6 separate regions of the Mus musculus genome follow, and regions 2, 3, 4, 5 and 6 are each linked to region 1. Evidence: chromatin loops called from intact Hi-C (ENCODE). Cell type or tissue: heart. All regions are shown on one strand.

Evidence for each region. Peaks named below come from ENCODE experiments on the same cell type or tissue, not always from the same donor. Only the 100,000 strongest peaks of a DNase experiment are listed, where the experiment ranks them.
Region 2: a loop joins it to region 1, with 13 times the contacts of the local background. A loop is called at or near these places in 21 of 42 quality-filtered maps.
Region 3: it touches region 1 in a loop (7-fold over the local background); 17 of 42 quality-filtered maps call a loop at or near these places.
Region 4: a loop joins it to region 1, with 2.9 times the contacts of the local background. A loop is called at or near these places in 17 of 42 quality-filtered maps.
Region 5: a loop joins it to region 1, with 2.4 times the contacts of the local background. A loop is called at or near these places in 2 of 42 quality-filtered maps.
Region 6: it touches region 1 in a loop (7-fold over the local background); 19 of 42 quality-filtered maps call a loop at or near these places.

The regions. Positions count from the first base shown.
Region 1 is chr17:45,249,683-45,254,682 of GRCm38, reverse strand. Gm41582 (a long non-coding RNA gene) reads left to right here. Exons shown (of 3, transcript XR_876811.1): 2 at 762-921; 3 at 1,809-2,053. Among named protein-coding and RNA genes, the nearest start is that of Gm41582, 11 kb to the left of the region's middle. In heart, CTCF peaks have their summits at 1,028 and 3,027 (motif pointing right); no DNase peak of the experiment used is centred here; H3K4me3 peaks cover 409 bases; H3K27ac peaks cover 435 bases; H3K27me3 peaks cover 488 bases.
Region 2 is chr17:44,258,965-44,263,964 of GRCm38, reverse strand. All of the region lies in intron 4 of Clic5 (chloride intracellular channel 5), which reads right to left. Among named protein-coding and RNA genes, the nearest start is that of Clic5, 73 kb to the right of the region's middle. In heart, CTCF peaks have their summits at 1,959 (motif pointing left) and 4,507 (motif pointing right); a DNase peak (open chromatin) is centred at 1,988; H3K4me3 peaks cover 310 bases; H3K27me3 peaks cover 872 bases.
Region 3 is chr17:44,741,792-44,746,791 of GRCm38, reverse strand. It overlaps a transcript of Runx2 not described here. Among named protein-coding and RNA genes, the nearest start is that of Runx2, 7.6 kb to the right of the region's middle. In heart, a CTCF peak has its summit at 2,803 (motif pointing left); no DNase peak of the experiment used is centred here.
Region 4 is chr17:44,734,541-44,739,540 of GRCm38, reverse strand. Runx2 (runt related transcription factor 2) reads left to right here and starts at 2,893. Exons shown (of 7, transcript NM_001145920.2): 1 at 2,893-4,308. The coding sequence starts at 3,907. RefSeq lists a cis regulatory region at 1,994-2,002 and a promoter at 1-3,138. In heart, a CTCF peak has its summit at 3,093; DNase peaks (open chromatin) are centred at 3,200, 3,780, 4,310 and 4,840; H3K4me3 peaks cover 3,776 bases; H3K27ac peaks cover 2,082 bases; H3K27me3 peaks cover 3,171 bases.
Region 5 is chr17:44,148,887-44,153,886 of GRCm38, reverse strand. It overlaps a transcript of Clic5 not described here. Among named protein-coding and RNA genes, the nearest start is that of Clic5, 37 kb to the left of the region's middle. In heart, CTCF peaks have their summits at 1,496 and 2,588 (motif pointing left); no DNase peak of the experiment used is centred here; H3K27ac peaks cover 1,182 bases.
Region 6 is chr17:44,453,125-44,458,124 of GRCm38, reverse strand. No RefSeq gene overlaps it. Among named protein-coding and RNA genes, the nearest start is that of Runx2os3, 110 kb to the left of the region's middle. In heart, a CTCF peak has its summit at 2,264; no DNase peak of the experiment used is centred here; H3K27me3 peaks cover 2,091 bases.

The sequences.
Region 1 (5,000 bases):
ACGAAAACCCCAAGGAATAAAGATGAAGAGTCCGAAGCCAACCATAAGTTCAAAGCTGCAAGCCAAGCCCCAGGAACTGCAGATCGCTCTGGGTTTAACGGTCTTGATGGGATGTCCGTTAGAATGTCAGCTAAGATCCATCGGGGTGCAATTTCCTCCCACAGACCAGGGACCCCATTTGTGCTGTGCTGGCTCTGCTCTCCATCAATGGGATTCACACACCTGGAGCTGTGTGTGGAACTGGTCCTGTCACATTTCACTTCCTACACCTGACATATTTAATGCTTAGTTTTCAAATAAACGAAATCCCTGTTTAATGCTGGCTTGGAAAGATGCAGTCGGCTAAGGGATTCCCACCCCCACCCCATGGGTAGTATTGCCTATATATGAGGTGACTTGTCAAACCTAGCAGCCTCCTGAAGAGGGTGGAGTGGCCAGGGACTCCCAGGAGCTAGGGGTACAAGATGATAGAATTTTAATAAAGCAACTTTAACAATAAATGTATACAGCTGGGTTTCTTTCTCTGGTTGCTTTGGGGGAAAAGTACCTGATAAAAGAAAGTGGTTTTAAAGTATGTGGTTTATCATGGAAGACAGGTCTTGGTGGCTGCAGGGTGAGGTGGCTGGTCATAGTGCCCTGGAAATCGGGAACAGCGAGAGATGAATGCCAGGTCCCAGCTCACTGTCCCCCTTTTATTTGCTCTGGGACCCAGGCCCATTGGGTGGTGGCACTCACAATCAGTGTGAATCTTTCTTCCTCAGGAGATACTCTCAGACACATCCCGAAGTGTGTCTTTTAGGTGACTCTAAATTCTGTCAAGTTGATAAGGAAGACACGCCCTCGCAGCGAGCAGATTCAGTTTGAAAAGGCTCCCGGGAAGAACAAGCATGCAGGCCGTTGGAAATGCATTCCAGCATTGAGGTGAGAGGAACTTCTAGAAGGCACAGGATCTGCATGGCTAACTTCATCACCATGTACTACTGGGGAAGGATGTGCAGGGCTGGACTTTGTAAGGTGCACCTGTGAAGTACGTGGCTGAACGTTAGGGGTCACCACCTGCCCTTTACCAGTGAGCCACCCGGCTGTGTGCTGGGGCAGGCACACCCCACGGCTCCTGGGTTGGACCAGAGCTAAAGTTCCAGGAACAGTGAGGGAAACCCATCTTGATCCCCATGGTGGGGACCCATATGTGGGATAGGTGGGCTCTTGAACTCTCAGTACACAGGCTGGGGCAGCATCCAAGGATGAGGGAGACCATGCTCGAAGAATCCTGCACTCTGTTTCCTAGGACTTTCCTTTGCTAGGACTTGGTTCAGCCCAGTACTCACCATAGCTGTAAAGAGCTGAATACTTAGAAAAGAAAACAAAGAAACCGAAAGAAATAATTGTAGTTCAGGGTGGGGGTGGGGGTGGGGGGAGATTGTTTTCAAGATCTCAGTTCAAACTCGGGGTTCAGGACTCTCGCTCACCTAAGCTGGTTCTCTGAGCCTTGTGCAGTGGTCATCAGGATGTCAGCACTGAATGCTTGGCCTGTCTCTTTCTCCTCTGAAACCACCCGAGCAGCTGCTGACTGGAGGACAGAACGGAGGGGCCTTCTCAGAATTCCTGCCCCTCCCTCAACAGACACAACAGTGAACCCTGTGAAAAGCACTTACATTCACGATCTGTTTATAAATTTACTGACATTGATTTATGACCCTTGGTTGGATCCAGTGTTAGTTTCTTCGTGGTATTTCTTTCTTGGGGGGGGGGGGGCGGCGTAAAAAAAAGTGTTAATGTTATGGTTCACGTTCATGTTCTTAATATAGCCACATGCCAGGAGCTACCCGGAAGACATCTGGGAACACAATCAATGACCCACTGGCAGGAATCCAGACTTGATTGATGCTGGGGTCTGCAGCTGGTGTGAAGACTTGATTCTGGTTGGGTCGGAGACAGAGACAGACTAGAAGAATCTACCCATGGCATCTTCAAGTCCAAGGGGATGTCGAGAGAGGCAGGGTTTGGATCCCATCTGCCCGTTTCTGCCGCTTAGGCGCGTGTCTGAGACATACCAGCCTGTTTTTTTTTTTTTTTGTTTGTTTGTTTTTTATTTTTTCATCAAGGCATGGCCATTGCTATTGGGCTGGAGCAGTCATCTTCGTGAGGGTCCTACTGACTGAGACCTGAGACTCTACCACAGTGGGTGCCTGCCACCTGGATGAAGACTGCCACACGCTGGGCATGCCTGTCTTACAGTACTTTCCAAATGCAAACAGAAATGGTTGTCCTCCAGGATTATTAGCCGGTTCCGCCCAAGGTTGAAAATGGAAATACATTCGTTGTAGGCTTCCTTAATAAGAGTGAGGGTTTAGGGTCACCACACAGAGCCCAGACTCTTCCTACCTATGCACACAGGGCATGGGAAGTAAGAACAGGAAGCTCACCCATCCCTCGATCACTCTCCGTGTCCTTACACACACCAAGGAGAAGAGATGCGACTGCTCTCTAACTTAATTACCACCTCCATCATCTGTCTCCTTACATCTGCCGTAGACAGAACAGCTAATATTTATCAAATATCCTCAGTGGTCAGGAACTTGGAGGGACCTACTTCATGGTAAGCCTCTAAAGCAAATATGTTCCCATATCGCAGACAAAGAAACTGAGGCTTGGAGAGGTAAAGGTAGCTTGCCCTTGGCTGCACAGACGATCCAGTAAAGGCAGAATCCTAGCCTGACTTTTATCCAGTCCCTTATGTCTGACCCTCCTGTTTGTCCATTTGTCTGTTATTGATTTATCAGCCATCTATACGTCATCCGTCCATGACTCATATGTTATTGGCCATCCGTCTGTCCTTCCAGCAAAGCCCTACAACTGGCTGGGAACCATCAGAGCTCAGAACACATTACATCCTTAGAGCTGTAAGACAGACAGACAGACAGACAGACAGACAGACAGACAGACAGACAGACAGACAAACTCCACCTTTTCCCCCACAGCCCTTCCTGGATCCAGCTGGAGTCTTCCCGCAGGGACCCCTGTAAACAGCAGGTGGCGCTCGAGTTGGGCGTAAGGCTGGGTCGAATGGAGCCTGATTTCTGAGTGGGCACAACAGCCATTTCAACCATGCCAGTGGGTAACCGTGGCGACCAGCGTGGAGGGGGAGTTTGATGCTTGCTGTAGGTGGCCTTTGGGCGGGATTCAATGTGAGGCCTCCGGTCTCCACACCGTGGCCGCGGATCTCTGCCAGGGCCAACAGGACAAGAAGGGGCGAGGCAGACTCCTGTCCCCGCTTTGCCTCCAGGGTGAACACTGATCCTCGGATGTGGACCCCAGCGGGGAAGACAAAGACTGGTGGTCGGGGCCAGGCCTTCTGTACCTTCAGCTCTCTGGGAGAAGAATGTCTTGTCCAGTTGGTTCCTCCCTATCTCCACCTTCACTGACCAGAGCCATCTGTCTTCCTAGGAGTAATCAACTGTAGGCATCCCACCTGTCCCCAGAAGTCCTTCCAAATACGAGGCATTTCTGTTCTGAATACAGCATCCCCTACGTGGGTCCTCTCAGCCACAAGCCAGACCAGGCTGTGTTGGGCTAACTCAGATCCTAGGACCACCTTGCCGAATCTCATCTCCTTCCCACACAGGGTTGCCCAGGGAAAGAATCCGCCTATTGTCTGAATTCTCTCTGTCTTGGCCTTCCTATTTTCCCTCCATCTCCACACCCTGGCTTAGAGACCAAACCTTCTAGACCCGTAGACAGAAGCCAGCTTCACTCAGAAGGTCACGAATTACTCAACTACGGGAAGGAATGGGGGGTGGGGGAAGCACCAAAAAAAAAAAAATGTCGTTTAAAGTTAATTACTGCCGGTGCTGCTACTAATTGAAACGGCTCAGTTGCTTTCCACGTGTGTACCTGTGTGTGTGCCTGTTTCAAAAGGGATATTGCTCAGTTTCAGCCGAGCTCCATCACAACTTAACGATCTGGAAAATCTCAGTCTAATAAACAAAGTTGGCTTTTAGTTCTACAGGAACAACAAGCCTTACCTGTGTCTGCGCATGCGTGTGGCCCACACGCCTGTGCAAGCACACACTTGTGCACACACAGACACACCAGAGCAAAACCACCAGAGCCTCAGCCCTTCTGCCCTTGCTTTTCCCTTCGTAGCTCAAATTAAAATAGTCTCCGTCTTGAGCTGTCTTTTCCTCTTTTTTTTAAATTAAATTTATTTTTAACAGCAAACTCAAAAAATAAAATAAAATAAACACACCCCTCTGTGCCACTCCTAGGCCAGGTGCAGCCAGGGGCAAATTTTTACAGCTGAATTACACGACCTGAGAGCACAGGGCACATAATGAGGACATTGAGAGACTCCTGTGTCCAGTGCGTGACCGGTGCTGGTGTAATAACATCTCTGGAGACAGCAGTGGCCCCAGCCGCAGCGGGTGGGGCCTGGAGCCCTTACTCAGCAGGAGGACTCCTATATACTTTGGATCTCTTTCCCGAACCTAAACATTATTGCTAAGAAAGGGATAACAGTGTGAGAGCCTATCGCCTGCCAGCTGGGCTCACACATTTCTACGTATGTGAGTTTCCACCCAGGGCTACAGAGAACACGCCAGATCCTACATGGCCTGTTGCGGAAAGACTGCTCAAGCTCTGGAAACGTTTGGTTCTGGAGCGGAGCAGGCATCGTGGTGGGATGGAGGTCGGCCCTCAACAAGCTGAGCTCCATTGCCTAAGAACCCCAGAGGCAGGCGTTGAGAGACTAGTGAGCCCAGTTCCCTTGTAATAGACCACTGTCAACCATCCTGGAAAGCCCCAGTGTTGGGGGACCCAGACCAGAGTCCCCCAACCTCACCTGTCTGTAACCACGTCAGGAGCCTGGAGAAAAGGCCAAGCTGTCTACCCGCAGGGACCATAGCAACTGAGATGGTTCTAGAAGAGAGTCCTTCTTAGAGAATATTTTTGTGGGTAAACTTCACACAGCATGAAATTATCACTATAAATATCAAATGAGT
Region 2 (5,000 bases), 990 kb after region 1:
GGAGGTCTTTTAGGAGGTTCATCTTTGTGGTTGCCAGTGTGGTCCCTCCCTGCCTCCAGTGAAGCCTCACCTAAGGTTTGTAGTCACTGTACAGGGTTAGGGACTCAGCCTTAGTCAAGTTATCTGAGTAAGGGGTCAAATGGGAAACAGGTAGACTGTGGGGTTCAGCCGCCCACAGGAGAACACCCAACGGGTAAAGTGAGAGGTCTCCGATGACTTCTCTGACTCACAAAGCATGAGGTCCTCAGAGCCACTGGGTCAGGGCTGGAACAGGATTTTAGAAGAGAGGAAAGGGCTTATCTGGAGGGGTGGTAGCTTCCTTTGTTGAATCTGGGCCTCTGGCTATGTTCACACATCATCAGGGTCCACAAAGGACAGAGAACCAGAACCTGGGTCAGGGGTGTCAGAACCAAGGCAGAACCTGGGTCAGGGGTGTCAGAACCAAGCACCAGGCTGCCTTTGGGGGTCCAATGCAACAGGTGACAACCTTCCATGACATGTCTGTCACTCACGAATAACTTGCCTTGAATTCTGCTGTTAGCAATGCCTGTTTCCTGGCTGCTGTCGGAGCAACTTCTGCAGGGTCTGAAGCGGAGTAAGGACCTAGCAGAAGATCTAACTTAGGATCATTATTACTGGAGGTCAACTCAAGGCAGACGGTTGGGTGTGGGAAGGAAAGTTTCGAACACTAGAACTATCCTGGGCACAAGGGGGATCCTGGGGGATATTGGAGGATGACTCATGCATTCAGAGTCGAACCTACCATTGTCTGGAATCATCCCTAAGGCCTTATTTTCTCCTGTCAGTGTTCAACATTCTTGGTCTGATCCCTTGGAGAATTTGAGCCCACAACTACCATCAGACCAATACCCCTGGGCAAGCTCCATTGGCCAGCAAAGTGTGTCTCAACAAGTCAAACCCAGCTCTGGGAGAGCCAGGAACTCATCTATGGAAAGCAATGCCCCAGTCTCCATTTCCAGACAGTGGCTTAAATTCAAATGTCGAGAAGACAAACTGAAGCAAGATGCCATGGCCCTCACCCCAGGTCCCTGCCATGCCTGGGAGGGATCAAAAGGCTAATAGGGAATCTGCAGTTCCTCCTGCCATGGTGGGAACTCTTTGCTCTGGAAAGAAATTCTTCCCTGGATGAAGGATAAAATGATCCCCTTAAGTATTTAGGATGCTGGACACTATGGGTCCCCTCCCCAAAGTCACAGAGTGAACAGAACCCTCTCGGATATGTCCCCAAGGAAACAGGGGACTTTCCTTTAAGGAAAACACATTCTCTATGAAGCCAATTCTCTGAGCTTTATAGAGGAATCAGTGCTTTGAAGAGAAGATCTTTTTCATCTAGCTCCACAGGCCAGCTTATTATTAGCAGACATTTATGTGGACAGTACCCAACAGCACAAACACACTTTGTATTTAAATGACACAGTCTTTGGTGATTGTTTTACTGTGTTTAAATCATGGTTGTGGTGAGGAATTTGGGGCAATTTCAGCATGCTGCTCATACAATACATTTTTGGAGGATGATATTGACGATATAGACAAGTTCCAGGTGCAGATATTTTTGTAAATCTCCTCAAAGCCACAGTACATTCGAAGAGAAAAAAAAATGTCACTTTTACTTCTTCAAATTAAGGGCTCCATACAACCTGTACCATGCAAGCCTCACACATGTTTATTTATTAGTGGTGGAAGAAGCAGGATTGGGGAGGGAGGGAGGGAGGGAGGGAGGGAGGGAGGGAGGGAAGGAGGGAGGGAGGGAGAAAGGGGGGAAAGGGAGAAGGAGGGAGGGGAGGGAGAGCGAGAGCGAGACTGAGAGAGAGAGCGAGAGAGAGCGAGAGAGAGCGAGAGCGAGAGAGAGAGAGAGAGAGAGAGAGAGAGAGAGAGAGAGAGAGAGAGAGAGAGAGACTATGTTCCTGATTAGTGGCCAGCACTGACTTCAGCCATGGGGCGGTGGCGCCACCTTCTGGCCTTAAGCAGAGAGACTACCTTCCTTTTCAGTAGGAACGTGTGTGTGTGTGTGTGTGTGTGTGTGTGTGTGTGTGTGTGTGTTTCCTATTAGGCTGCCAAGAAAGTCATAAATGGCTGTAAAACTCAGTCATATTAAAGAAGGAATGACATAACTGCTGACTGAGGCAGCTGATGCCGCCAGTGTCGTGCACAAGGCTGACTGAGTCGGGGAGAAATCTAGGAGATGTTTACAGTTACTTTACAAACGGTGAATTTTAAGTGTGAGGACAGTTTAGGTTATCATGGATGTTCAAACTTAAGGGGTGAGCTGCCCAGAGAGACGCTCATTATATTGGTTATCTGTTCCTGCATCAACCTGGGTCTTGCTCACCTGTCTTTCTCACCACGAGCACTTATACCAAGGGATTCCATTCCCTATGGCTTGCTTCATCCTCCAATGGCGACATCTTTTGCATGAGAGACCTTGGCAGATGTTGAAACAGCCACCGCCCCTCCACTGCCCTTGTCTGGTTTGGGTAATTCGATGAATACACTATATGTTCTTTCTCAGTTGCCTATGTTCAGTGTCTAGTGTGTATGACGTTTGGTACTTCCTGGTTCCTCATAGATGATGAAGTCTGGGTTCGTGGTGAAGCTGGGCCTGCAATGTTTCTGTCAATGTTGGGAGTCTTCCTCAGTCAGTCATTTCTCACCTTCCTTTTTAAGGACAGTGTCTCTCACTGAATCCAAAGCTTAGCCATTTGACTACACTAGCTAGACAGCAAGCCCCAGCATCTTCCTCCTTAGCGGTGAAATGACACATTTTTTAAAAATGTGGGTGCTGGGAATCCAAGCTTGGGTCTTCATGTCCACCCAGCAAGCACTTTTCCCACGGAGCATCTCCCTCAGTCCTCATTGAGTGGTTTCCTTTTTCTTTCTTTGTTTCTTTCTTTATTCAAGACAGGGTTTCTCTGTGTAGTCCTGGCTGTCCTAGAACTCACTCTGTAGACCAGGCTGGCCTGGAACTCAGAAATCCACCTGCCTCTGCCTCCCGAGCGCTGGAATTAAAGGTGTGGGCCACCATCACCTGCCTGATCTGTTCTTTATAACTCTTTAGCCACAGTCTGGCCACAGTGAGCCTTCCTCGTGCTCACCACAAGATAGGGCAGCCTTGATAGATACTGCCACAACATTTCTCAGGTGCACTCAGACTACACCCAGCCTCCCCGCCCCGCCTTGCTTGGAGTAATTTCCTTATGCTTCACCTGCTCCTGTAATTTGAGGAGCATCTACCCATGCGTGTTGCATGACTCTTACAACAGGAGACTGCGCCTTCTGACGTTTGAACTGAGAACGCAACAAATTCTGAGCATGATATCCTACTTCTGTCTCCTAAAGTCTGGCAAACTTCACTAACCCAAAAGTACATGGAAACGACGTATCTTTGTGGCTGGGTCAGAGAGTTCACCATCGGGGGACGATGGGACAACCAACTTAACTTGAAAAGGGATTACATGCACAGACTCCCTCTTCTCTTCTTTGTTACTGATAAAAAATTCCCATATATTGCCCCTCCCTAGGATAGCAGAGTGCCCTGCTAAAAAGACCCATCTTCCCAGACTGCCACCTTTTCAGGTAGCTCTGGTTAATGAGACACAAGTAGCGAGTAAGCTCCAGGCTTCTGGAGAAGACAATGCCAGAAACTCAGATGCAGTATAGAGTGACTTTTTGAGAGATGAAGATATAAGACACACACTGGGGCCTGGAGAGATGGCTCCATGGATATAAGCACTAGGGCCTGAGTTCAAATCCCCAACATATACCTCATCTCAGCACAGCACAGAGGTGGGGGTGGAGCAAAGATGGGTATATTCTGGAAGTCCAGGGCTAGCTAGCCACTCTGTCTGAAAGGGCAAACTTCTAGTTCTGTGAGCAATTGTCTCAAGGTAACAAGGTGTAGTGAGAAGGGAAGACATCAGACATGCTACTCCAGCTTTGTGTGTGTGCAAGGATGCCATACCTGCACATTCACATACTCCTACCATAGAACATGCATAAAGAAAGGCAAACACACATGTGTATGTATCCACACATGTGCACGCATACACAGAGCCGCAGACTAGTGATGGAGAACCAGGAACTCCGAGGACCTGAGTCCACTGTTTCTTTAAGCTGTCACGTCAGCCTGAGACATGCTGTTCTTTCAAGTACTTGTCATATGAGAAAAGCAAACTCCTGCTAAGACGTGCTAATAAACATTATGGAGAACACCCAGGACAGGGCATGGTGAACAGTAACACGCTTCGGAGGTCTGGCTGAGTCAAAGAGGAGAAACATTTGCTTTAGCTCCTGTAGTCAGGTTTCTATTACACAAAGGAAAACATACCCTTTATCAGTACATGGAGGCGCTGGAATAGCTGGTGGTTCTATTTGTATTCTAGCACTCTGTACAGCTCCCAGGATGGGATGGAAGGGAAGGGATGTGTGGGGTATGTCCGTTTATGTGTGCACTTGAGAATATCCATGTGCACACATGCAGAGGCCAGAAGGGGGCGTCAGGGGATTCTACTCTACCACTTTCTGCTTTACTGCAGACAACGCCAGAGGGCCTGGGAGGTCTCAGAATGCTCCTGACTCCACTCCGCAGGGGTGCAGGTATAGGCTCATCCTGCCATGCTTTGCTCTTTCACACGGGTATCTGAGGATACAAACTTAGCACTGGTAAATGCTCTAACCTATGAAGCCAGCTCCCCACCTCCTTCTTAGTGGAGTCTGAATGAGCACGTGTCCCAAGCTAGGGGCTGAGGCGGCCTCTGGGGATGACCGTGGATGAGACACGCCCTGTTCTGCAGAGCACCATCAGGATGAGTAGTAGCAGTGTGATGGCTTGGGAACCCTAATGCTTACTTCAGACCCATTGCTTAGGTATCTCCTTAGGTAGCTCCCCTCGTGGGGACATTCAGCTAAAGATGCTAAAGTCGCAGGCGATGCTGGAACTATTCCTGCCATCCTCTCTGTTTGTTGAAAAAGAAAATCATGGG
Region 3 (5,000 bases), 510 kb after region 1:
TAGAATGATTTCAAGGAGGAGTGAATGAGATGAATTTATTTTTCTCTCCATGCATGTGCAATCAGAATGACTGATAGATTGTTTCTACTGATACCCTTCATGTCTTTCTTTCCGTGACAAGTGCAAAGCAACTCTCCAAGGATTTCCTTCCAGTTTCGCCATTTTAAACTTGCATTTGTAACTGCTAGCAAAGCAAAGTTGAAAATTGAAAGCCTTTCCATTTTCCAAGGCTGACTGTACGCTATGTTCTGCTGCTCACGGGTCCTGCTTTTGATAACTCTCTCGTTAGTCTATTTTCCATGGTCCAATTGGATCGGAGCTGCCTTTGAAGAGAATTTTTAGTTTCCTGGGAGACCAGGATTAAACTGTGAATGACATGTATGTTAAAATCTAACACCTTCATCAAGTTTCATAACGCAGTTACAAGCACAGCATAATCACATTACTAAAGATAAACACCGGGGCGGGGATGGGGGTGGGGGTGGGGGTGGGGTAGGGTGAGGGGTGAGGTAGGTCAGAAACAGGAGAAGAAAAACACTAGATTCAATAGAACTAGTAGATGCAACCTATACTTTCAGTAGCCATGAGAATAATAAATTTTAAGCAGAATAAGTCAGCTCAATTCTGGAAAAGTTCTTTGAATCTGACACGTTGTGGGAAGTCTGACATAAAAATAATCATAAGGTCCCCACATGGAAATTTATATTTGGAGGCTTGAGTTGTGGGTGACTGACTCATTGTGTGTGCGGGTCCCATGTTCTGAACCACTGGAAAGCAGTCTTGCCTGCTGAGCTATCTCTAATAACCCCTAACCCAATATTCTTTTCTTTTTTTTTTTTTCTGGTTGTTGTTGTTGTTGTTGTTGTTGTTGTTTTGAGACAGGGTTTCTCTGTGTAGCCCTGGCTGTCCTGGAACTCACTTTGTAGACCAGGCTGGCCTCGAACTCAGAAATCTGCCTGCCTCTGCCTCCCAAGTGCTGGGATTAAAGGCGTGTGCCACCACGCCTGACTTAACCCAGTATTCTTAAAAATCAATTTTGATACCATAAAATCCCACGATGAACAAAGTATAAAAATTTAAAACCAAGTGGGGAATCTCAACCTTAATCTCACACTTCTCCTTCCCCTAAAACCAGCGGTACCTAGAGAACCACTCCTGCCCCACCCCACCGAGGAGGCTGCTGGGATAGGATGTGGGCAAGGGTTGGGGCGTGGCTTCTTGAGGCAGCCTCGATAAGTTTCCTCCCTTGAAGAGGTACACAAGTGAGAATCATGGTACCAGGACCGAGTGACTGATGTAAACAGCCCAACCAAATACGTCACAGTAGTTTACAGACAGGGATGGCTGTCTATTTCCATAATATCCCTTTACAGACGCCTCTTTAATGTTCTAACTCAGCCCCTCCCACTTTGCTTTAGTTAAGTTAGCATTCAACCAACCAACCAACCAACCAACCAACCAACCAACCAACAATTCTGTATACTTCCAAGGCCTTGAGCTTTCTTTGGAAGCAATGATTAAACTCTTAAACATTGCTTTTACGTTTCTCTCATGGAGATTGAAAATGTATGTGGCATATTAAGAGCTTGCAGAAAATTAGCAATATTCAACCCGTTTATTTTGTTTAATCCCATATTGCCTTTGCTTTATTTTCTTTTTTTCATAATTCATTTTTTAGGTTTAGGTATTAATTTATTGTATATGAGTACACCATCGCTGTCTTCAGACACTGGAAGAGGACATCGGACCCATTACATACTGTTGTGAGCCACCATGTGGTTGCTGGGAATTGAACTGAGGACCTCTGGAAGAGCAGTCAGTGCTCTTAACCGCTGAGCCACCTTTCCAGTCCCTAGCTTTATTTTTTAATTGAGTTATAGTCTTGCCCAGTCCTTGGCTCAGCTGCACCCAGGCATTGTATACATGTTGCTGCTCCTCTTTTCCTTGGAACCTAACATTGTGCCTTTCTGGTCCCTTGAGATATCCTTCTCTGCCACTGGCTCTTGTCAGATCTGAACACAGGTCAACTTTGGAGTTTTTGCCTGTGATTTTATTTATGTATTTTTTAAACAATTTTTATTTTATTTTACTTTTTGAGAGCTTCATGCATGAGTACTGCAACACCACTACCACCCTTCCTACCCTCCTCTGATTCCTCTCATGTACACCCACTCCTAAATTCATGATCTCTATATCTTTAATGTCACACAAATATTCATCTACATTTATATACACATATGCATCCAACTGTCTCCATTTACTATTGTCCATAATTATATATCTTTTCATTATCACATGAGCTGTAGGATTTTATGAAATATAGAAAGAGAACTCCAGAAGAAATGCCAAGTAGTTTCACCTTGTGTTTTAAGACACCCATCTTTTGCCTCTGTTGGCATCTTCATCTCTTGAATATGTATATCTCCTAACTATGCTTCTCAATAGGTAAAAATAAATCATCTAGTAGATATGATGTAGTCCTTAGAGTGCTCTTCATATGACCCAAAGGGGTAATCCAAGTAGAAACCAGTGTGGCTGAGGACATGCTGGGGGCTATCACGTGAAAGCCTTAGCATAACCAAGTCCAGTGAAGAAAGACCACAGAATGATTTGAGCAGGCAAGTTTAAATAATTACTGATAATATCAGGGGATTGGAGCAAAAAGGAATTGACCTAACAAAGGTAAATGAAGTCTAAAGAATACAGAAAGTAGGGGACAGAGGAATGACTTAACTGTTAAGAGTGTTTTCAGAGAACCAACGTTTGATTTCCAGCATGCCTGTAACTCTAGCTCCACGGTGTCTGATGCCGTCTGCTGGCCACTGTGGGCATTGCTGGCACCTAGAGTACTTTTATACATATAGGCAAAAAAAATCACACACATAACATAATCTTTAAAAAAAACCTAAAATGAACAAACAAACAATGGCACAGAGAAAGGGGAGGAAGGAAGGGAGGGAGGGAGGGGGAGAGGGAGAAGGAAAGGGAGGGAGGGAGACAGGGAGGGAGACAGGGAGGGAGGGAGAGGGAACAAGTGCTGAGCCTGGTGGAAAAGGCCCACCATTCTAGCTTCTCTGGAGGCTGAGGCAGGAGAACCTCAAATTCTGGGCCTAATCGGGTTACGGAGAGAATTCAAGGTTAGCCTGGGTAACTTAGCAAGACCCTGTTTGATAAATAAGTAAATAAAAATAAGGAAAAAGAACTGAGAATACAGTCCAATAAAGTAGTAATGACTAGGGGGTGGGGGACAAAGTTCAATCCTCAGGACTGAAAGCGAGCAAGAAAGAGGAATAATAGAAAATATCTCCTATTCTCAGGGCAACCAAGGAAGAGTCCTTGCCTGTGTACATGCAAAGCTAAGATGCAAACCTTCCATAGCTTAGAATACTGGAAGACAGAAAGGTTGTCTGCAGGCACCTGGACTAAGCTGTTCCTTAAAGGAATATTGTTATGAACAATGCAGATGGGAGGGTCTATAGTGTAGGGTGGGGGGCTGGCTGCTAACTGCTTTTGGTTGATATGTGCTGCTTGCACCCAGCAACACTGGACAAGGGAGCTTTGCTGTAGCACTTGGGTCTGGAGTAATTCTTTCCCTCTCTCTTTAGTGTGTGTGTGTGTGTGTGTGTGTGTGTGTATGTGTGTGTGTGTGTGCTGCATGTGTTAGACTGCAGAGACTTGCTGTAGACACAAGAGAACTAGACCAAAAATTCTTTCTTCCCGAAATGTCTCTTCCTTATCCTCTTCGGAGTGGAATATCATTGCCAGCTAGTAATGAGAAATAGTTAATGGGCCACAGATACACAACTGGTGAAATGGGAGAACTTTGAGCTGAGAGGCAGAAAGTTGATAACTGAACCTTACAAGGGAGAACAACGGCTCTGGAAGCAGAAGCTCCGATAGGAATGTGACCAGGAGAAAGACCTGCCCACCTTTCTAAAAAGTAAAATTGCCATATTTTAATTAACTCACATAGGACAGCACTGCAGCTGGCCTATGGAAGCCATTCAGACACTCGCCCAGTCCCGATCTGGCCATTGAAATGATGTGTTGGGACAGTCGCTAAAGGTAGGAGGAGATGACTAGACCATTGTTTATGGGACTTGATCCTAGCTAGATAGGAGAAAAATCCATTTCCAGGGGATCTTAGGTGGCAACGTGATAGGCAGTTTCTGCGGGTGAGACCTCACAACGCAGAACACCACTCATAGTAACGGACTGCCTGCGTACAGTCAGCTGGTAGGACGATTTGGATTCTTGACACCCGGTTTCTTTTTCTACTTCTTTCTATTGTAATAGGAGTTTCCGACATGGTGAAAATGGTGGGTTTTGTACTCTGTTATTTGGAGCAAAGATGTCATAGTTTCCATTTCTCCCATTGTTTGGGCATGACATTTGGTCATCTCTAGGTCTAAAATGAGGCCTTGGTGCCTTGAGCAGAGAGATTAGAACTGAACAGCGCCATCTTGGGTGAGTTTAGGGTGAGAGGAGAGCATTTGATAAGATGATTGGATTCCCACAGGAAACCTTTAATTTTAGGGGTTCTCATATGTTTCATCACGAAACCCTGTAAACTTTTTATATAGATCATTCCGCCATTGACCATTGCTGCCACCACAGACCAAAAGCCAACCAACACCTAAATGCCAGCGGGCTAATTAAGGAAAATTAATTTCACTTCTCTGAATGGTGGAAAATGAAGTAAGACTAATTTTTAGAATCTTGGTCTTCAGGTAAGGAGAATATTATTTAGGAAGTTGGTATTTTAGTCAACCAAAATGTAAGTCCCCTTTAAGGGCATAAAGCTTCCACAGGAGCTCCCTCGATGCAGCTCTGAGGGATCACATGGCAAGCATCACCGCTTTACAACAACACTGTACCCTTATGAGGGTCTGGAAATGCCCCCACGGGAATGTTAACTAGAACAATGAGGAGAGGTTTATGATGCTAAACCCTCCGCTGCGAACATTTCATCTCTTTTTACAGCCATGCAAATTGTTACA
Region 4 (5,000 bases), 520 kb after region 1:
GGTTAGAACATTTTCACGTAGGAAAAAAAAAATCTAAGAGACTTAGCATTTCATGGCAGCAGTAAGGACGCATACACAAAAGCCCCCACGTTTTTTTCCTATGCTTTTACTGCTAGGGGAAGTTTGAGGGAAGGGGCTGTGGAAATGTTTCCTACTTGAAGTTTAATGTTCAGAGCAAAGACCACGCCAGTTCCAGCTGAGAGCAAGAGCGCTCTTGAAAGCAGACTGAAATCCAGATACCTGAGCCGTTGGTAGGGCATTCAGTGGAAAATTTCATTTCCACATTATAAATAACTGTAGGATATTTTAAGGGATCCAAGACTGGGAACTTCCAAGAGCTGCTTACATTAGTTCTACTGAAATGTTTAATGGAGGGAGGATGCCCAGCAAGGCTATAAAGCTGAATTACCGGATATGATTAATTAAAATAAATAATCTCACCATTGATTAAATTGCCCTTAAAATCCCCAACCATTGAGGCCTGCATGTCTCATTATGCATCAAGTAAAAAAGGGGGAGCATGGAGTGGTGGTAACTAAACAGCAATGGCGGGAAAGCAAAGGTCCCCAAGATAGGATTTCTTATATTCAAACGACTGTAGAGTTTCTTGTTGGAAAAAGCCCCACTCTGGGAGCCCCTATTTGAAACATGGGCCGTTTCTCAGTTCTGTCAGTTTGTGGAAGTCCCTTGTTCTGTGGGTTTCCTGGGAGGAGAACAAAATACCCTCTCCCACTATCGACACTATCGATTTCTGGGGACTCTCTGCTCTTCTGCAGTTCCCAACACTTAAAATGAGGGGCAATGAAAGCAAGCCATCTCTGTGGGCTGTGCCACTAAAGAAAGCTGTCCCACTAAGGGCAGGAGGGGTAGGTATGTAATTGAGTCATGACGTCAGGTTATGAATTTGCGAGGATACAAGTTAGTTTGGGTGCAGTTTCTCTCTTAGATGGGTTAGGAAGCCTGGCTTCCTTTTCTAGGCTGGCGTCTATGGCTGGGGCGATTAGTGCAAGGGAGCGCACACACGCGGTGAGGCAGTATTCAGGCTTAGAGCTCTCCCCTGTGATCAAAAAGATATTTAAAGTAGCACCCTTAGGAGACAGCTCAGTAACTCGCTCCACCTGTAATGTATATCGGGAGTGAGCGCTAGGGACACAGAGGCCACCAGCTACGAGGAAGTCGGGTGGGAGATGTGGGCGCCACAGGTAGTGGCATAGAGGAGCGGGCAGTGGAAGAAGAGGGAGACTGAGTGGCTCAGGGAGGTGACTCAAGTCTGAGGGAGGACTGGTGGAAGAATCCGGAAAGAGAGCAAGAGACAAGGAAAGACCGACATGGGACGTGGGCGGCGGCGGCGGCGGCGGGGGGGGGGGGGGTTTGCATAGTTGTAAGTGGTGCAAGCAGAAAGGGGAGGCAGAAGCAGTGACTCAAAGGGGGAGGGCACAGGAGTGCTCCCCAGTATCATCCCTAGCCTGTGAGAGAGCAAGCAGTCACACTCAACTCTGTCCACTCCTCAACCCCCAGAGCGCCTCTCAGGCACAGGAGCACGGGTCCCCAGACCATCTGAGCACAGCGATCCACTTTTTGTATTTTCTAGTCTCGAGTTGCAAAGAGGCGCAAACAACCTCTTTTGCGCGCTCCGGGTACCTTTTCTGGGCCCTGCTGGGCGCGCGGGGAGGGAAGGTCAGAGAGTGGCAACTGCGCTAGGGAGGGTCATGACAGGTCCCTTGCTGAATTTGGAAGGCATTTGCACCCCAGCAGTAAAAGCCCCAAATTAATGGCTACGTGAAGAGCTTTAAATAAGACGGATGGTGAGAAATGTTACCCAGCTAGCCCTCTTCTTTAGTCCTCCTAGGGGACGACTCCCAATTTTTCATTGATTTCACCAAATCACAGTTGCGTCAACTACCTTGTTACGAATCGCCGGGGATTTTGGTAAAATGATTCTATTTGGAAGCGTTGGAAGTTTTAAAATAATAGGTTAGGCAAGACATATAACAGAACATCACGCTGAGAGGTGAGCCAGCCCGATATTGCTTCTGCCTGGTTCTTGGGGTGTATCAGCCTCCGGCGGATTTCCCGGCTTCTGTGGGCGCCGCCGCACGTTGTTTGATTTGTTTTGAAGGCTCAGAATTTGAGGCTGGTCGGAGACACCCACGTGCTTCTGATTCCCATCAGTATAATGATCGCCTCAGTTTGAGTCGTGTCTATATAAACCACAAAAACCTAATCATTAGAAATCCCAGCCTCCAAAAACCACATTTTAGGTAAAAAAACAAACAAAAAAAAAAAAAACAAACAAAAAAAAAACAAAACTGCTGCCGCTCCCCGCACTCCTTCATCTCTCAACCACAATCTTTTGGGGATTCCAAAATCGCCTCCCCCCATAACGCCGGGAAACAAAAACATAAATAAATAATTACTGAACTTTTTTTTAAACTTTTTATTTTTAACCCCCCAAAGTGGGGAGTGGCTAGAAAGACAGTTAGACACTAGACTTAGTCTGAGACGAAGACTACACTTAATAAAAGATTGGGAAATGAATGGATAACCGCTGTGTATTCCCCCTTTCCCAGCAAGCATTTTATCAACTTACAACTTATTTTAATTACCAAGCTGTCATTTTTTAGTTCTTTTTATTAAAAAAGCAACCCATCCTTATTCTCCAATAATGACAAGAAGGAATATATAAGAAAAGTGTCCAGACATCCGTTAGAGTTTCTAAAACTATTTTGACAAACACTCCTGTCACCCATTTTGGTGTCACCTAAGGGGGGGCACTCCCGAAGCCTGTAAAAACCTGCCCCCCGCCCCAACCAATGTGGGGTGGGGTTGGGGGCAGGGTGAAGAGTGCTCAGAAGTCAACGTGGAGACTTGAGAATTTCCCTTCCTCCTCTCCTGAAGTTAACAACGAAAAATTAACGCCAGTCGGAGCAGCCTGAGGCTCTCCCGCTTCTCAGCTTTAGCGTCGTCAGACCGAGAAGTGGTTCCCGGTCCTGAGGGTGAAGTGGGGAGCCGAGGACGCAGGCGGCGATGTCCTAGGCGGGGACCTCCTCCCTACAGCTTCGGGCGCCGAGCGAGCGCAGCGGCGCTTCTAGCGGCCGGCGGGCGGCGGCAGCGGCTGCGATCCGCAGGCTCCAGATCTGTCGCCCCGAGATCCGCTCTCCCCCCGCCCCCACTTACCTCCCGGCACCTTGAAACGCGAGGGGGGCCCGGGGCACTTTGCAAAGAGCAGGAGAGACGAGGCTGCGAGCTAGACGGCGGCGAAGGAGAGGGCGAGAGGAGAAGCCGGGGAAAGGAAGGACTCGGCGGCCGGAGGACTCGGAGCGCGCTGCCGGCGCGGGGAGCGCGCAGCGGCCTCGGAGGAGGAGGCGGAGGAGGCGGCGCGGGCAAGCGACGGCGCCGCGAGCTGGGCAGCCGCGCTCTGCTTGGCGGTGGCGGACAGCGAGGAGCCACACGCACCGCCGAGATGGACTGCTGAACCTGCGGGGCTCCACTACCGTACTGGAACCCGGAGCGGGGCGCCAGCGCACCCAGGACACGGTGCCCCAAGGGGCCCCTACTGCAAGCTGTTAACTTCAAGTCCCTTGCGGCGGCTGGGCCAAACACGCCCCCGCGTCCCGCTCGTTGCAGCCACCGCCAGGGACTCCCAAGCCTCCCGGTGGAGATCCGCGCCTCTCGGGTGTCCCCACCCGCTACCCCGACTCTGTCCGGTCTCCAGTCGCCGGCCCCCAGCAGACTCCGCCCGGCACACGGCTTCCTCGAACTTGATTTCTCACCTCCTCTGTCCCGTCACCTCCATCCTCTTTCCGCCCCCGTCTCGCCTCCACCCCCTCGATTTCCTCCTCCTCGCCCCCCATTTCCACCCTCCTCCCCCTCCCCCGGCCACTTCGCTAACTTGTGGCTGTTGTGATGCGTATTCCTGTAGATCCGAGCACCAGCCGGCGCTTCAGCCCCCCCTCCAGCAGCCTGCAGCCCGGCAAGATGAGCGACGTGAGCCCGGTGGTGGCTGCGCAGCAGCAGCAACAGCAGCAGCAGCAGCAGCAACAGCAGCAGCAACAACAGCAACAGCAACAACAGCAGCAGCAGCAGCAGCAGCAGGAGGCGGCCGCAGCAGCAGCGGCGGCAGCGGCGGCGGCAGCAGCGGCGGCGGCCGCAGTGCCCCGATTGAGGCCGCCGCACGACAACCGCACCATGGTGGAGATCATCGCGGACCACCCGGCCGAACTGGTCCGCACCGACAGTCCCAACTTCCTGTGCTCCGTGCTGCCCTCGCACTGGCGGTGCAACAAGACCCTGCCCGTGGCCTTCAAGGTAAGAGACTGGTCACCCCCAGATCCTGGCCCGGCCCCATGGAACCTTCCCGCCGTGGTCTCGGTGCCCATGGGTGTCCTCCAAGACTCCAGCCTTGGTGGCTCCACTCAGGGGACCGAGGTGGCTCTGATCTACATACCCCGCAGCGGCCACCGCGAGCAGATCCCCCTTCTCACCTGTGCGCCCACTACCATGTAAGCCTAGGTTCCCTTGCTTCTTCATCCTTCAGTCTTCCAGGCGCGGTTCTTGCCTCTTTCCCTGCTGTGAGACTCCTGGGCCCCCAGACGCCCCGAGGCGCCCACTGTGAGCTGCAAGCTTCCTCCCGCCCCCTTCTCCCGGGGTCTCCTCACTCCACACGGGCATCCCGGCCTCTCCTCTCCGGGATTCTGTGCGCTCCTTCCCGCTTTCCCCTTTGCAGACGCAGGCCTCTACCCCGAACTAGGTGTCCCTTTCCCGGATTGGTTGCCGTTTGGCACTCCCGGCTGCTCCCCGGCTTGGCCCGGTTGCCTGCAGGGTGCCAGCACCGGAGGGCGCTTGCGCCTGGGGCGAGATGAGGTGCCAATCGAGGAGCGTAGGTTGAGAGTGCTCAGTAAACTTGGGGATGGACGCGGGAGAGCGGGGACAGACGGGACATTCGCGCCCTCCTCGGCCGGCACTGGTTCCCGTTACTTGGAGGAAGGCGGGGCCGCCGG
Region 5 (5,000 bases), 1.1 Mb after region 1:
GCTTTGAAGGCTCTGGGAGCAACTGATGACAGAGGACAGAAAACACCGTGGCCTGTACATCCAAAGGGGTCTCTGGAGGCAGGGAGGAGCTCTGGCCCCGGAGAAGCTGTGGTTTGGAACTGGCTATCCCTCACGGGGCCTGGACTCAGGTAAAGGAATTTAATCAATACAAAGGGCATCTTTGGGAACAGGTGGGATGGCTCAGTGGATAAAGCACTTCCTACCCAAGGATGCAAGCCTGACAATGTTAAGCTCCCCAGAGCCGATCTAAAGATGGAAGGAAAGGACTATTAACTCCACAAAATGGTCTTCTGACCTCTACATGCATGTTAAAATAACAAAAAATAAAGTTTAAAAAGAAGAAAGTTTTTTTTTTTTTTTTAAGGTTTTAAAAGAATGAGCCACCACGCAGCAGGGACTGCAGCTCTCAGGTTTAAGCAGCACTCCAGAAGCCTGACATTGACCCCAGCCTCCAAATGGAAGGTCTGGCTAGGACAGCATCAGGACCTTCCTAGGACAGCATCAGGTCCTTTCTTTCTGGCTCACCCTAAAGAGAAGGTAGGCTGGCTTAGGCCTTCCCAGTTTCTTCCCCAGAGCTCAGATATGGGAAGCTGTGGGAGAGGAGCACATGTCGAATGAGAGTAGTTTTAGTTAAGATGAAGACAACTGACAAGTCTCAGAGCAGACCTAGAAGTTACAGAACAAAACTCTCTGAGACCCTAGCAGGTCTTCTTTTAGGACTGTGGAGATAGCTCCGTGGCGAGAACACTGGTTGTATGAAGACCTGTGTTTGAATCTTAGCACCCACATAAAAAGGTGTCTATTTCAGGGCTGCAGGAGTGCAGACAGGAGGATAGCTGAGGCTTAGAGCTGTTACTCTAATCCCAGGCTCAGTGAGGAGACCTTGTCTCCAATATAGGCCTTGCACACACACACACACACACACACACACACACACACACACACACTTGCACACATGCACATATAGCATACACACAAACAATAATAATGATGATGATGATGATGATAAGAAGAGTAGGAGGAGAAGGGGGGAGGAAGAAGAGGAAGAGAAGAGGAAGAGTAGGAGGGGGAGGAAGAGGAGGAGGAAGTAGAGGAGGGATGAGAAGAGGAGGAGAAGGAAGAAGGAGGAGGAAGAAAGAGGAGAAGAAGAAGAGGAGGAGGAGATGGAGAAGAAGAGGAAGAACCAGAGACAGGCCACCAAATACAAAAGGGGCAATACACAAATAAGAGGAATAAAAGTTAGGAGAGAGCAAGGTGGCAGACACAGCACACTGGCAGCTCAGCACACTGACTTCAGAGCCTGGCCTGGCTGCATCCATGCCCTGGCACTACCTGACATTCTGGAGTCCAGAAAGACCGCCAGCAAAACTCCTATCCAGGCTGAGAAGGAAGTAGCCACTGGAAGTGTTGCTTAGCTGTAGAGAACAGCACCCTCAAACAGGCTCACTGGAGGCTAAGTCACCACAAGGGAGAAGCATCCTGGTGGGACTGTGGTGCAGTACAGCCTCGCTGGGTTCTTCCATAGAAATAAGGGGTTCCCCTAAGGTAACCTCCAATGTCTAGTGACCTTCCTTCCCACCTTGTAAATCCACTTTAATGGAGAGCAGATTTTGCAGGTTCCAGGAACTCATGTCCCCTGAAGTGTTGCAAACACCAGGCCACACTTTGTCACACTCTGCCTTGCTGCCCTTGACAAAATGTTTTCTCTTGCCGCCCTGGAAGCTGGTGTTTTATATTGTGTCTATTTTTAGAAGCGGTACGCAATGGCTGCTGGGACCAACTACTTCAGCGGGCTGGGGAGAACTTTACCCTGGGATAGGCAAATTCCACTCCATGACCTTGCCCTGAAGAACTCTTGAACTGATACTGGGTAGTTTACAACCTCTAAGAAGTAGATACCACGTCACGTCATGAGATAGATCAGGATACCATGCTGTGAGCTCGAGAATCAGAGAAAAACTCGCTGGGAAGTGATTGGGCCTGAATGGGCAGATCCTAATCAGACCTTTTCTTTTTCAAATAAAGAATACTCCACTGCCCAGGGTTGTTGCATGGAAGGTCTGTCTGTCTGTTGGGGGTCTGTCTGTCTGGGGGTAGGTGAATCATGATATTCCCCACACTGATTTTTCATGAAGACTCCTTAGAGTCCATTCCCATAACCCATAAGCCATCTGAAATGAGAAGCTGGGTAAGCCTAGCCTTGCTTGAGTTTCCTTTCCCTACCCAAGGTAAGGCCGTTAAGCCCACTGTAGCCAAAACTGCCCTTCCCCTGGCATACCCGTGGCTTTATAACTGCCTGATGTAAGTCCTCGGTGGCTCACTGCTACAGACCAAACACACTTGAAAAGTCTTTGTTGCTATTGAATACTCTTCTAGAATCTAGGTCAATCCATGGGTATAGTTTTATTCGTCCAGTGTCTCTATTTTCAACGCCCCCCCCCCAACTATAGTGTACATGTTCCCTCTAGATGGGTGGTACTTGGGGGCTGAAGAGATGGCTCAGACCTCAAGAGTGCTGGAGTTGCAGGGACTCTGCTGCCCCCTCCTGGCCTCTGAAGGCAACTGTATTCATGTGCACACACTCCCACAAACATAAAATTTAAAATAAAATGTAAATGTTAGTAGTGCTGGAGAGATAGCTCAGTGTTTCAAAGCATTGATGGCTGTTCCAGAGGATGCAGGTTCGATCCTAACACTTGCATGGGACACAACCAGCTGTAATTCTAGCTCCAGGGATCTGACACTTTCTTTTGGCCTTCATGGGCACTGCATGCACCTGCTGTACAGATATACACACGGACCAAACATCCATACACACAAAATATTTTTTTAAGAATTAAAACAATCAACACTATCAACAAAAAAAGAGAGAGAAGAACCCAGAGAATTCACTTCCTATTTTCCACAGCTGGTACAAGCCATCCCATTACACCATCCTGAGAAAGCCCTATTTCCTGCAGTGTGGCTATATTTTCAAAAATTCTCTTTTGGTGGGGAGCCTAATATGGCATGGGAAGCCATAGAAATTCACAAGACTTGAGGCCAAGAAGTATAGGAAGTTACAAGGCTCACTAAATCCCTCCCTCCAAGATATATAATTAAAAAGCAACCGGCATGGGAGTGGATGCTCTTTGATGGGGTAGCCTACAGGTTGGGCACAGGGTTCCAGACACGCAGCTTTTTTGAATGAATCACTTGCCCACCTGTGCTGTGGTGGGCTTCTCAAGGATGCAGCTGCCTTTCAGCCAGCCCACCTCTGCAAATAACTCCAGGAAATGACTTGGTTCACCAAGGTAGACAAACTCATGTGGAGTCATTTGTCTATTCTGTCACTTGTATGCCCCCACCCCATCCCCACCCCCGGGTCTGGGATGAATAGATATTTGTCCTCCTTAGGAAAAAAAATATCATAAAAGCATTCTGCAATATTCTATCTTCTAAAGGATCCTGCTTCCCTATCCATTCTGAAATTCCCTGCCCATATGCCTGCCTACATACCAGATCAACCCAGATAGTCCAAGGCTCAAAAAGTAGTAGGGACGAAGCCCTTCCCACTCCACAAAGCATTACGTCTTCCCTGGCTGATGCTGTGTGAATCCACAGGACTGTCTGCATCCAACTCTGAAGTTCTCCCTCTGTAACGTCTTTCAATGCCATCCTTCCTGGAGTGTCTCCTTACTCCTCATGGGAATCACAGCCCTTAGCGTGTCCCACCTGAGATACCTGAGGCAGTCACTCCCCGGCTTCCACTCTCTTCCTATGTCTGGGATACTTGTGTGCAGATGTAATCAAGTGACTCCACAAGGTAAAATTCACCCTCTGTCATCTGGCCCTCTGAAGCTGGTGCCTGCTGCCAACGTTGATTTTTCAGTGCCATTTACTCTCCACTTTTCCAACATGTTCAAAACTATTTGCTGATTCCCAAACACCCTTTGACTCTTGCGGCTTTGTTTTACCTTCCCCCTGCCTCTCCAGCTGGATTTCTCTATAATGTTTATTTCCTGGGCTTCTTACTCCTTCTGGAGAAATCCCTTTTCACCTTTGCTTTGTACTGTGTTGTTCAGCCAGGGGCAGAAATGTCCCTTTTCTTGCTTATATAGAGAATGCTGGTAAGGCCTTGTGTATTTTGTGCGTGTGTTTATTCTACACAAAAATGGGCATACGCGTGGGGACTAGAGGTAAGCCCCAGGCATTGCTCCTCAGGAGCCATCCTCCATGTTTTTAAAATTAGAATCTCTCACTGAGCTAGTTGTCTAGTAAACTAGGCTAATTGACCTGTGAACCTCAGGTAGGGTTATCTAGTAAGCTAGGCTAACTGACCCGTGAACCTCAGGGATTCTCCCATCTCCAACTAACTCCCTGACATTGGGATTACAAAATCACACCACCCCATCCATATTTTAACATGAATGCTGGAGATAAAACTCGGTTCCTCCTGCTTGTGTGGTAAGCACTTTATCATTGGTTCTAGGTTCATTTCTGTTGCTGTGATACAGCGTCCTAACCAAAAGCAACCTAGGGAAGAAATAGTTTATTTAGCTAACTATTAACTTGGAGAAGTCAAGGCATGAATCCCACCAAGCCGCCAAGTACCACATCACATGCACCGGCAAGGAGAAGCATGTGCACCCATGCTGCCTTCTTGCTTATTTGTTTGGTTCTTTATGTGGTTCAGGGCCTCCTTTTTAGGGAATGGTGTTGCCCATAGTGGGCTAGACTCTCTTACATCAAGTAATAATCAAGACACACCACCCCTCCCCCCAGATATGCCACTGGTCAATTTGATCTATTCAATTCCTCACTTGAAGTTCTCTTCTCGGGTGACTCTAGTTTGTGGCAAAGTAACGTTTAGACTAGAAAGTCTATGGAGTAATCGTCTCAGCCCCTCATAGATTTTTTTTTCAATCTCAGCAACCTAATACTTGGCACATAACTGATACTAAATATTAATAACTTAGAGCTATAAACTTGAAATTATT
Region 6 (5,000 bases), 800 kb after region 1:
TTTCTTGCAGGCAGAACAGCATTGTAGATCAAAGCATTTGTGGTTGAGTTGGTGTTTACGTTTCTATTTGGTAGCTTGCAGAATAGCGTTCTGTACCAAAGACACTAGACTGTAGGTGTGATGTTAGCCTGATTTCTTATATCACTCATGCACCAAGAATGTCACCACCCACAGTGGGCTGGGCTCCCGCACATCAATCATTAATTGGGAGAATAATCTATGGACGTGCATGTGTGGAGATCTAGGTAGAAGAATGTTCTGAATTGAAGTTCTTTCCAGATAACTCTAGTTTGTATCAAGTTGACAAAAACCTACCCAGGACACCTTGATACCACAAAAGTCAGAAGGAACTGTAGCACAATTTCATTGGCAAGACCATGATGTCAGGTGACACCTCCTGAGTGCCTATCATACTAGGGGCCACAACACTTAGTACTTTTACCCAGCTTAGGCCAATGAAATTCCAATGAATTTCTAAAAGTAGCATGATGGTCCATGTTGATTTTCAAACTGACAGCATTAAAAATCACCAAGGAAATGCAGGCATATCTGTGAGAGGCTTTCCAGATTGGGAAATTGGGATGGGAAGATCCACTGGGCATATGAGTGGCACCATTTGTTGGAAGGTCTGGGGCCCCAAGCTGAATAAAAAGGAGACGTGAGCTGAGTATCAGCGTTCAGTTCTTTCTGCTGATGTTTCACACACTCAAATGTAACATTAGAATGTAACATAACGACACTATGTTACAGGTGCCTCAAGCTCTGGTTGCCATGACTCCCCCACCCCACCCCTGCCATGATGGACTGTGTTCCCTTGAACTGGGAAGCCAAATCAAATCTTCCCTTAAGTTGCTTTGGTAAGGTTTGGTTTTTTTTGTTTTTTTGTTTTTGTTTTTGTTTTTGTTTTTGCCACAGCAATAAGAAGAGTGCCTAATACCACTCATCCTTGTATTCTAGAGAAGATGGATCGAGGTGAGCTGTCTCTGCTTATTTCAGTTGAAGCTGGGATTTAAGCCAGTTTGCCCTCAAAGCCGGGATGCTTCTCTTTCTGCCCCCTGGATCTCATAATGAACACTATGACTATTTGTTCCTCAATACTTCGTGGCTGTGTTCTCCAAAAACTACTAAGCTTTAGAAAATATTTTGAAAATCCCCACCAAGGTAGACTGAAGCAACTATACCACACTTTGCTTGAGAATTTCCCCCATGACGGGGATGAGCCCCTTCTCACCAACATCCAGCTCATGAGCTCTTGGCTTGCTTTGAGACCACAGAGCAGGGCAGGTGCCTCTGGTTCCCATGGAAGCTGTGACTTCAGAGGCCTCTCTTCTCAGCCCTTCTCCATCCTCTCCTCTCTGCCCAGGAGAAAGGCTGGCCCTGGGGGATGCTGAGAAACTAGATGCAGGCTTGCCTTTTAAATCAGGAGTCCTTACATCTTCAAAAGGACATTACAAGATAAATAGCGTGTCCATGGCTTCTTATTGAGATGTTGTAAAGGACTCACCCTCTCGTCTTCTTTTTCTTCGAGGATGCAGGGGTGGAGGTGGGTGGGGGTGGGTGGGGGCGGAGGTGAGGGTGGGGGGACTTTCTCTGGGTTTCTCCCTCTAATGCTACACTCTCCTTCAATAGGAAACAGGAAGGGAGAAATCACAGAAGTCGGAAATTCTAATGCACTTTTTCTCTTGTGTCAAAGGCTGAGCAAGCCCCAGTCACTCTCAGAAGATGGTGAGAGATTACAGACCCAGGTGCCAATCTGTATTTGAAGAGAAAGATTTTAAACATCACTGTCAACATGAAAAAGAAAAAAGAAAAAAGAAAAAAGAAAAAAAAAAAAAAAAAGGAAAGGGTGAGGGTGTTGGGCCAGGAAAGCAGAACTCTACTTTTCGTTCTTTTGCAGATGATCTCAGTCCTTGATGTCTAGGAAGGGAGAGGACTGGGGAGGGGCAGGGAAGGGGAAACCTCCTCTGGGTTAAGGAGTCTTTTAAAACTGTTGATCTTGCCAGGTTCCAACTTCCGACAGCAGCTAAAATAGTGTTGTCATTTGCAAGCGGGAAGGGACAATTCCTCAGGTTAAATGCACAGGAAGATCGCAAGGGGCTTTCCTGTACCTGTGCAGGGGCTTGGAGCTGCAACCCAACGAATCACGATGAGTGGAGGGTGCATTTGGGGGTCCTGAAAGGATGAAAAGACACATTTCCTCCCCTCAGAGTCTGCACACTCCCAGTGACTAGCTCAAAGAAAGCTGCCTCTGTGCAACATCCCCCTCTGCTGGATTCTTGTGTGGAACACAGCACCCTATAGCCCCGCTGCTGCCCGGAGAAGCTCAGCTGAGCCTGTCTGTTCATTTACACTCACCTGGGGTTGGCCAAGCTGATATCCCTTGCCAGACCCACTATAGCTTTGCCTGCGATGAACTGTTCTTCATCACTCTACCTAGGAAAGATAAGACACATTTCCCAGTGCTATGTGGGTGCTGGGTAGCATCGAGAGTTAGAACTTCAAAGGACGAGGAGTCTCTCAGAGAGGGAGAGCTGCTCCCTGAAGGCACACAGCTGTGAAGAAAAGAAGCTGGGCAGGGACCTCCTTCTTCTGCCTCTCTCTTTAGAACTCTCTCTTGCGACAGAGGAATTCATAAATGTTCATGGTAGATGAGTTTAGAGCTTTTGGTCGTGGAAATCACAGGACCATGTAGGGACAGGTGGTCCTTCTATCAGGCTCTCGTCCTCTGGCTGTGCATATCAGGGAGGAGGTGATATGGCTTTGATTTCATTGTGGAAACGGAATCAGAGTTGGTCTGGTCTGGAGTCCTCAATAATTCACAGACCATAGGTCAAGTGACATGAGAATACCTCTATATCCTGATCAGTCCTATGGCCTGAAACCTCTATAAAAGTGGCTGTGTCCACAGTGGTCTGTCCAGTAGAGTTTTCTGCAATGAGAAAGTGCCCCTTACCTGTGCTGACCAGCCCACAGCCTCATTAGCCACATGTTATTAACTGGCTCTTGAGGCAGGGATGGTATGTCAGGGGAAGTAGATTGAGTTTTATTTAACTTTAATATAAGTATAATTTCAATTTTGCTTAAATTTAAAGAGCCATATGTGTTTTATGGTAACTGAGGAAGGACAGAGTGACAGGGAAAGTTATAGGGACATAGGAACAAAAGAGAATACATCTCTGCCCAGCTGAGAATCAAGAATTCCAACACAGTTAACATTTGCTTCAGGCCTTTCACTCTTCTCAGCTGAAATTCTGCTATTCTCTAGGAATCTCACTAGAATCAATCTGTCTCTGTCCCTGTCCCTGCCTGTCTCTGTCACTCTGTCTCTGTCACTCTGTCTCTTCCTCTCTCCCTCTCCCCCGCCCCCCTCTGTCTCTTTGGTTCTTTTCGAGGCAGGATTTCTCTGTGTAGCATTGGCTGTCATGAAACTTCCTCTGTAGACCAGGCTAGCCTCAAATTCATAGAGATCCACCTGCCTCTGCCTCCCAAGCGCTGAGATCAGAGGTGTGTACTACCAGGGCCTAGTTACTAGAACCTCTCTTTACAGTTAGTTATACATCTCAACCCCCTTGTGCAACATAGTGGCTCCTGGCTTCATTTTATCAAATTGTCACGCCATCCAAGGCATTTCTAGGGTCTCTTTACCTCTCGTTCATCAAAGAAAGCAAGAAAATAAAATGGGGGGGGAGCCTTTTGAGATATAATGAGAACTTCCAATATGATGTATATGACTAATGCTAAGGCACTCACGCTGGGGCTTTTCCTTGAGAAGGCTACACCCACGCTTTCTAGTGCATCTTTACTTCTCAAGTGCCTTGCTTCCTTTTAACGCCCGTCTTTAAAAATCTCTGTTAAAAATGTCTTAATAAACCCAACTCTGCTTTGTGGGACAATGGACTGTACCAGGAAACTTAGTAAGGTTGAGTGGGTCTGAGACCCTAGCACCCAAGTGCCCACCTGAAACAGTAGGTGCTCCCTACCAAATACCTATCCTGAAACACATGATTCCCCACATAGTCAGGTAGCCCAGAACAGAGTTCTCCATGCTAATGAGGTATCTAGAGGCTCTGAGGGTTTAGCCAATGAGCTTCCCTTCCCAGACATTCCTTCCTGCAAAAGGTATTTAATCTCTGGTCCACCCTGAGAAGGTGGTATGCATCCATTTTCCATGGTGACCAAGCAATAAACAGTTTGAAGCCAAGGACTGTCTCTTTCATCAAGAACCACCGTGGAGAACATGGAGAAGGCCTTCCACTACCAAGCTGCACCATCTAAGCCTCCTGCAGAAGGCCCCTCTGTTCTCCCAGACAACCACTGCCAAGCTAAGGATAACCACCCATGAGCTAAGCCAGAGTTCCCATTCACCCGGCACCGGCCTCATTGTAGTCCTCAGGCCAAGGGCCCCCAAGTCTTTTACCAAGGAGTTTGGGAGCCCCTGGGTCTCCCACATCCTAGGCTGCATTTTTCATCCCCTGAGTGGTGTCTTGGCCCTTTGCTTGAGCTCAGCACCCCAACAGCAGAGGCGCAGGGTAAATGCAGTCTAGCGTCTCCCTGTTTCACCTCTGCAGCAGCACATTCACATCCCAGTGGTGGGGAGGGATGCAGACCCACACTGCTTCATACTTGCTCACCCAGAACTTCTTTGCTGGAACAAAGTCAAGGGTCTTGTTTGACTTGTGTCAAAGTCTCTAATGTGTTAACAGATCTCTGAAGGTTCCTTTGGGTAGAGCTGAACCTCCCATCCTGATGCCCACAGACAATGAGCTGTGGGGCATCACAGTCCATCACTGACCGAATGAGGCTCCCCACTATTCCATACTATTTCAGAATCAGCAGGACATTGAGGAGACCCCAGAATAGAGAATGTGGTCATGGAGCAGCAAGCAAAATCCTGGGCTGGGGTTTTGTGCCAGAATAGTCCTGTGGGGCTGGGGAATGCCAGCTTCCTGCTGCTCTGTCCTCACTATGTGATGGACAGGTGGGCTTCTTCCCTATCTTGT